Linked DNA regions of Mus musculus: region 1 is linked to region 2. Evidence: chromatin contacts called from ENCODE Hi-C or POLR2A ChIA-PET data. All regions are on one chromosome and are shown on one strand. The core of a region is the stretch at or near the end of the contact, and the rest is flanking DNA. Distances in the headings are between cores, read along the strand shown. Region 1 overlaps Ppm1f (protein phosphatase 1F (PP2C domain containing)). Region 2 holds the start of Yars2 (tyrosyl-tRNA synthetase 2 (mitochondrial)).

Region 1 (3,491 bases), core at 475-2,974, 610 kb before region 2:
AGTCTGCTGCCAGCGACCAAAGTGTCTGGTAATTGTCCATTAATTAGAAATATGACAGGTCCAATGGCAGGGGAGTAAGTGAATTCTGGCCTGTTCTGACTTAAGCTGCTCCTAGAAATAACTTTCACAACTAAACATACAACTATCCTCTAAGCCAAAAACTGTACTCTTGGGCATGAATCCTAGAAGAATGAGGGCTGTTCCCATAAGAACAGTGCATGAATCATACCAGCTACATCTGTAATATCCCAAATCTGTGATCTGTCCAGCTTCCAATCTATAAATGGCTCAGCAGCTAGCTGAGCCTTGGGTAAGGGTCCAGGAGAACTGAGTGAAGTGGCCAGGTCCATCTTCAGAGAATCACACCAAGTGGAAGACACTAACCCCAACTGTCGGCCGTGCGATTCCAGTGATAGGCCTTTTTGAAATGATGAAAACTAGTCACCGTTGGGAGTTAAGGACTGGCTACAGCAGGGAAGGAGAGTTAGTGGCCTGTGGAAGGTTACATGTAGAATCCTTGCAATAAGGAAGCTGGCTTGTGTCTGACCATATTCAGATCTTGTGTGTGACATACTGTTATAGTTTTCTATGATGTTCCTAGGAGGAAAACGGGGTCGTGTATATATAGTCGGGATATCTCTGTTATTTCTCATAATTCACTGCATGCATACTTATTATTTCAAAATAATGTACATGTACATGTAAAAGGTAGAAAAAACTAGAACATCAATAACAAAAGTCCCACCCCAATTTCCCAACCCCCAACCAGAGGGTTCAAGTATCAAAGGCCACAGCAGAGGAACAAGGAGAACTGGGAGAAGTGTGCTTAGTCAGAAGTATGGCCATGGAAGAAACGGGAGGAGTGGAAGAGGCTGGAGGGAGGCATGGGAGGAAAGCAATGAGCAGGGAGAAGGGTAAGTCTAACAAGCCTGCTTGGGGGCAGGCCATCTAGTCTGCTGCAGCCATCATGCTGGGGACTATTAGCAGCAGCTGTGGGAGTGGAGGCTGAGGAGCTGGAGAACTGACTTTGTTAGGCCCAGCCTAGGGACCACAGCTCTAAATGGGACCCTGAAGAACTCAAGTTTCCTGTGTCTAAGCCCATCCCTAACCACATTACTTCTCATGTCTTTCATTTCCTCCTCTGTACACAGGTAGACTCCATGACTACCTGGAGAGCTGTTGTGGTCTCCTTGCTCCTGGAGACTGCTGGTATGGAGGGAACGTTGAGCAAGGCTGGGCCTCTAGGCCTGGGCTGTCTCTTTTTAGCCTTTGGTTACACTGCTATTTCCAGCAATAGGTTTAGACTTGAATTTTGCTCAAGAGGAAGAATGGGCAATTAAAAATGAAGATGGCAAGCCCTACGGTAATGCTCAGCCTCAGGCTCTTGGAGTCCTACCCTGATTTTCTGGCCAAGGGCTATAGTCTTGAGCCTTAGGAACTGCCCGGGAGGTCTATCTTCACAACAATCACAGGGAAGTGCTGGTAGGTGGGCATGGAGGTGCCTTAGTCACATTTCTGCCTGGGGCAATAAGCCTCAAAGAATGTGCTGAGACAGCTGGCAAGAACAGCGTGCCAACAACAGACTTGCAACAGTGCGCAAGGCTACAAGCCTAGGCTTGCATGGCAGCTCTGGGACAGGCAGGGAAGGCGGGGAAGGCACATCCCTTCTCCAGACGCCTGGGTTTAAGGCCTGGTTTGCCGGCTGCAATTCTCCTTCCCACCAGCAGGTGATACTGTCTCCTAGCTGGAGGGGTAAGGATGGGCCTTGGCGGCAGCTGCTGCCAGACTGGATTGTCTGCTGGCTTTATAGAGAACAATGGCCGCCTGTCTTTATGGATAGTTGTCTCCTAGGCAGGGGGCAAGGCCATGCTGGCTTGAAGGCTGGCAGGGAGCTGCGGAAGGGGCCAGAAATGGGGGGTGAGGAGAGTGGCTGGTAGGCGCAAGTGCTAAGGCTGAAGTAGGTTTCTTTTTTCTCCTACAGTGTTCTTTGTCCTTCTACACATGGCCTAAAGCTGGGCAAAGAGAGGCTCCCTCTACTGCCTGGAAACTCGGCCCACATCCTGTGTGCATACCTGCAGCCACCACTTCCCTCCTAATACTTCTGGTACTGCAGCAAAATAGGAGGAAAGAGAGTCATGCAGAAAAAGAGCCTGGATTTTATAAACAAACGCTCTGTCAAGTGGTCTTGGGGCCTCTTGGCGTTTGCTCCCCGTTCTGTTCCTGGGTTCCTTTGGTTTGGTGTACCACTGTAGGGCTCAACTCACTGATGGCTGTAGCCAGTGGACACGAAATGTCCATCTTCGTCACCTCATGATTGGGATCACTGACATCTAATGATCCCAACTAAGGTAAGTCAAGGCAGGGGACCTAGACAACAGTTGCCCCCTCCCCGAGGTGGATGTGCCACTCTGCTAAGGGCCTCGTGTTAGCCAAGGGGGACAGTGAGTACAGGTGAGGTTGGCTGTGTGGCTGTGAACCAACACCTTGCACTTCTCGTGTGTAAGGCAGGACAGGCACCACTCATTTCTATGTGCTCTGAAGCACCATCAAGACAGCACAAAGGTGGGCCACCGTCTCACTGGCCGCCTTTGACCCACGTGCTGCTCAGTCCATTGCAGGTTTTCTATGCCACATCGTGCTCTTGCTGAACTCCAACACTGCTGTCCTGATGGCACGCTGGCACTGACCTTTAGTGTCAATCTGAGTTTGTCACTTGTTAAACAATCCCAGAGCCATATGAGTGGAACTTACAGGTCACGAGGGCTTTCTCTTCTTCCTCCTCTTCCTCCTCCTCCTCTTGTTCAGGCAACCTCTTAAATTCAGAAAGGTCTGTCTGCAGCAGCTGGGAAATTGCCTCGTGGGTCACAGCCACAGCAAACGATGGGGGAGCGTTCCTAGGAAGAAGATGTGAGAGGCGGGGCTGGAGCAGCTCCTGGCATCCTCCACCTTGAAGATGGAGATGATGGCTCATACCTTCCTCTTGGTGTCATCACAAGCAGGTGATCTCTGTCTTCAGGGACCCGGAATGGATATTTACACAACACCAGGGGCACGGCATTTGCTGGGATGTGTTGGAAAGGTATCCTTGAAGCTTGGATCCCTGATGCTCAAGCTGGTAACCCCTGGGAGCAGGGCATGTTAAGTGCTGAACTGTATCCCCCATTTTATATGCTGAGGTTACTGTCTCAGATGGGAGCTCTTGTAAGTTGGTTTACTGTGGATAGCACTAAGAAAGATGAGATTATGGCTGGAGTAGGATGGATGCCTGCTTCAGTACGACTGGCTTGTGAAAGGTGTAAACACAGACATAGATACATGAGGGCAGCCATGTAGGTGCAGGACAGGGACGGAGGGGTGAACCTACAAGCTGAGGAATGCACATGCTTATCTGAAGAGCACCAGGGGGGCTCAGCCTGAGGGCACTTTCACCTCCATTTGGCATCTGTCCTGAGAGAATGATGGTGATCATTAAGGTGTCTGCTCTGTGTGCT
Region 2 (3,438 bases), core at 706-3,205:
ATGTAGCTCAATAGTTAAGCACCTACCTAATAAAATAGCCATTCAGCCCTGGGTTCAACTCTAGTATCGTAAAAATAAAAATGGCAATATCATGTGACATAATAATTTACACCTTAAATAGAATCAATGAAAAAAACCTACAAAGAAAAAGATTCACTAGCTAAAACTGAATCATAACTACATATTAATTTTTCTCAAATGCCTATTAAAGCTTACCTTTCTACGGAATCATCTTGCTGTCTGACAAAGAACTGATAAAGTTCAAACGGTGATGTTTTCTCTCTGTTTAGCCAAACCGCATTGCCAGCAGACTTTCCCAGCTTTGCTCCAGTTGTACTTGTAATTAGAGGTACAGTGATTCCAAACACATCCTCTCCAGTCAACCTACACATACATTCATGGTATTCTGTTAGGCACAATTAGTTCCACCAAGCACAGTACACATTTAAGTCTGGTTACTTACTATATGTTTTTAAAACCCTTTCTCAGTCTGGACTCAGGTCCTCAAGAACCATAAAAACACGCATTTTATATCTACATGTGTCGTGCTTAAGTGCAATTGAGGAATGCACCTGAGCAGGTCAACAGGACTTGATTTTTGAAGGATCAGGTAGAAAAATGACAAAGTTGGGCGAAAGGATACCAGGAGGTACATTTAGAAGGTGGCTTTTAATATTTTTAAATGAGTTTTGTCGTGTAGCACACGAACCAGCCATATAATCTATGTTCCTCAAGAAAACTGTGAGGACTGGAGAGGTGGCTCAGTGGTTCTTCCAGAGATCCTGGGTTCAATTCCCAGCAACCATGTGGGATATAATATAAGAATTTGGTGCCCTCTTCTGGCATGCAGGTGTTACATAGAGATGGAGCACTCATACATAAATAAATCAATCTTTAAAAAAAGAAAACGCTGTGAAAATCTTTATGGAGGCGAAAAGCTAAATTAGTGCACACGGTTCTAAACAGAAGTCCAATTATTTTCAGGATAAATAACAATTTCTAAAGAAACTAAAGGCGACTTAGGGAAAACAGACACAATCCAAATCTTGAATATCGGTCTGCTTCCAGCAGCTCTAACTCCCAGCTCTAACTTACAATCTTCCTAACGAATAACACACTACTTCTGTATACTCGTCCCCGGGTTTCCGTAGGCTCTAACAATTCCAGCTTACTTGTGGATGAACTCGTAGCCAGACATGATGTTGCCCAACTGATCTGATCCGCCCAGTTGGACCCGGCATCCATAGTGCTGGAAAAGGTAGTAGAAGTCATAGGCCTGGAGCACCTGGTAAAAGAACTCCGCCAAGCTCATGCCCTCGGGGCTCTTGAGACGCGACTGCACGCTCAGCCGGCTCAGCAGAGTGCCCATGCGGAAGTGGCCGCCCACCGTGGCCAGGAAATCCACCAGGTGCTGCTCCTGGAACCAGGCCGCGTTGTCCAGCACCGTGAAAGAGCCCCAGGGCCGGCCGTCCGCGAAGAGGCGCGCGTGGTTGGCCGCCAGGGCCTCGAGCCCTCGCCGCAGGGCGTGCGCGTTGGCCCGCACGCACTCGGCGCTCAGCGCCTCGCGCCCCTTGGTCCGGCCGCTGGGGTCCCCCAGGAGGGCCGTGGAGCCTCCCACGAGCGCGATCACGTTGTGGCCGGCTCGCTGGAAGTGGAAGAGCCCCAACAGAGTTAGCAGGTGCCCCACGTGGAGCGAGTCGCCCGTGGGGTCGAAGCCGCAGTACACCGTCTGGGGGGACGAGCCCGCCCTGCGGCGGTCAAAGAGTTCGGGGAGCTCTGTCTTCGTGCCGCTCTCGGGGAAGAACTCCTTGAACAAGCCGCGGGCCCTCGGTGCCACCAGCATTCCCCGCGCGCCCGGGCGCACCGCACGCGACCCTCGTAGCCAGACCAGGGACTGCGGAACGCGGCACAGGCGCCTCAGCATGGGCGCCGCCATCTTGCGGGACACGCAAGGCATGCTGGACCTCTGTCGCCCTGCGACCGCGGGCGCCTCGGTGTCTCTCTACGCATGCTCGGGCGTAGCGGGAGGCCTGTTAGGCTTTGGTGCTGTAGGCAGTCCTGGAATGTGGACCGACTGAGTTCCGTCTTGCGGCCCCCGCTGTTCCTCTATCATTTCATTCCCGTTTTCTCAGTGAGGATGTCGTGATAGTACTTCCTGTCTCACAGCTGTGGTGAAAGCACTTGGCGGTGTAGTAAGCGCTCGACAAATGTTTACTGTCGTTTAAATGATCATGCAAAAGCTGTGATGCTCAAGTCCCATAAGTCTTGGACCTGTAGAAAGAACTCGGAGTGGAGTGGAGACGAAATTTCTTTGTACCAGTTTCCCCAGTTAATGAGAGCCTCGTCACAGTACAGGCAGGCAGGCAGGCGCGCGCACACACACACACACACACACACACACACACACACGTCATTAGTGGGTGTCCTGAAGGTGGCAGTCTCCTCCTAGCAAGAGGAAAGTCAAAACAGGAAAGAACTCCCTGTGTTTAGTATAACAAAAACTGGAGTCATTCAAAGTCATAACATATTAGGTGCTTTTAGGAATCCTCTCACCAGGATGAGGACTCTCATTTGCAATTGTATGGCAGGTGAGCCAGCCCCCAAGTCCCATTGTAGATTCTGACTAATTTTCTTTAAACATTTTAATTAGCGTACACAAATTGTACAAAATAATGAATTTATTCTGACATTTCCATATATGAGTAGACGTGGGCCATACTTTCAAAACTCCCTGATTTATGTGGAGTAGCATTATTGAGAATGTGCCATTTGTGGCCATCACCTACCATTGTGAGAGAAGTAGGGGTTATGGAGGGAGACAGAGAACAATTGAGCCAGGAGTAAGTTGCAGTAGAGGTGTGCTGGCTAGTTTTATGCCAAGTTGACAAAGTTAGAGTCATTGAGGTACTTAAACTGAGAAAATGCCCTCAACCAATGTGGCCTATGAACAAGCCAGTGGTGATCAGTGATTGATGTGGAAGGGACCAGCTCACTGTGGGTGGTGCCTCTTGATAGGTCCTTTCTCCGGTAAAATGAGCCAATTCAAACCAGATTAGATTATAAAGCAGATTTACTGTCCCCCTAGAATTGAGGCCAGGGGGGGTCGCCATGGGGGGGGGGAGAAAGGGCTTGTGGCAGGGGGTGGGGAGAGAGAGAGAGAGAGAGAGAGAGAGAGAGAGAGAGAGAGAGAGAGCAAAATGTGTAGATTGTATAGCAAAGAGCGTCTGAGGGAAGGGCAGCCCATCCCCTGGGCTGGAATGTACAGGGTTGGGGATAGGGTATGCCAGGTAGAGACTTAGGGATGCTGAGAGAACCTGGAAGCCAGATCTGTTTTCATATGTAAAATATGCACCTGAGTCTCTTGTCCCAGGGTCCCAAAAGAAACACCACCCTTGGTGGTCCTGGGTGCTAAAAGAAATCAGGCTGATCAAACAATGT

Evidence for each region. Hi-C counts contacts between places; a loop is a spot of excess contacts on that map. ChIA-PET counts read pairs that join two places held with the same protein, here RNA polymerase II (POLR2A).
Region 1: a map of v-Abl transformed pro-B cells shows a loop between it and region 2 (3-fold over the local background). The contact joins the enhancer-like site here to the promoter of Yars2 in region 2. A Hi-C loop is called at or near these places in 2 of 37 maps with a recorded cell type or tissue (both v-Abl transformed pro-B cells). POLR2A ChIA-PET finds 5 or more read pairs at or near these places in 1 of 5 experiments (embryonic stem cell).

The regions. Positions count from the first base shown.
Region 1 is chr16:16,910,342-16,913,832 of GRCm38, reverse strand. Ppm1f (protein phosphatase 1F (PP2C domain containing)) reads right to left here. Exons shown (of 8, transcript NM_176833.4): 3 at 2,752-2,894. Among named protein-coding and RNA genes, the nearest start is that of Ppm1f, 16 kb to the right of the region's middle. Within about 2 kb of position 1,724, at least 2 of the 3 ENCODE cell types and tissues checked have a DNase peak (open chromatin) inside an H3K27ac peak, as active enhancers do.
Region 2 is chr16:16,301,482-16,304,919 of GRCm38, reverse strand. It overlaps Yars2 (tyrosyl-tRNA synthetase 2 (mitochondrial)), which reads right to left and starts at 1,955. Exons shown (of 5, transcript NM_198246.2): 1 at 1,173-1,955; 2 at 217-384. The coding sequence starts at 1,936.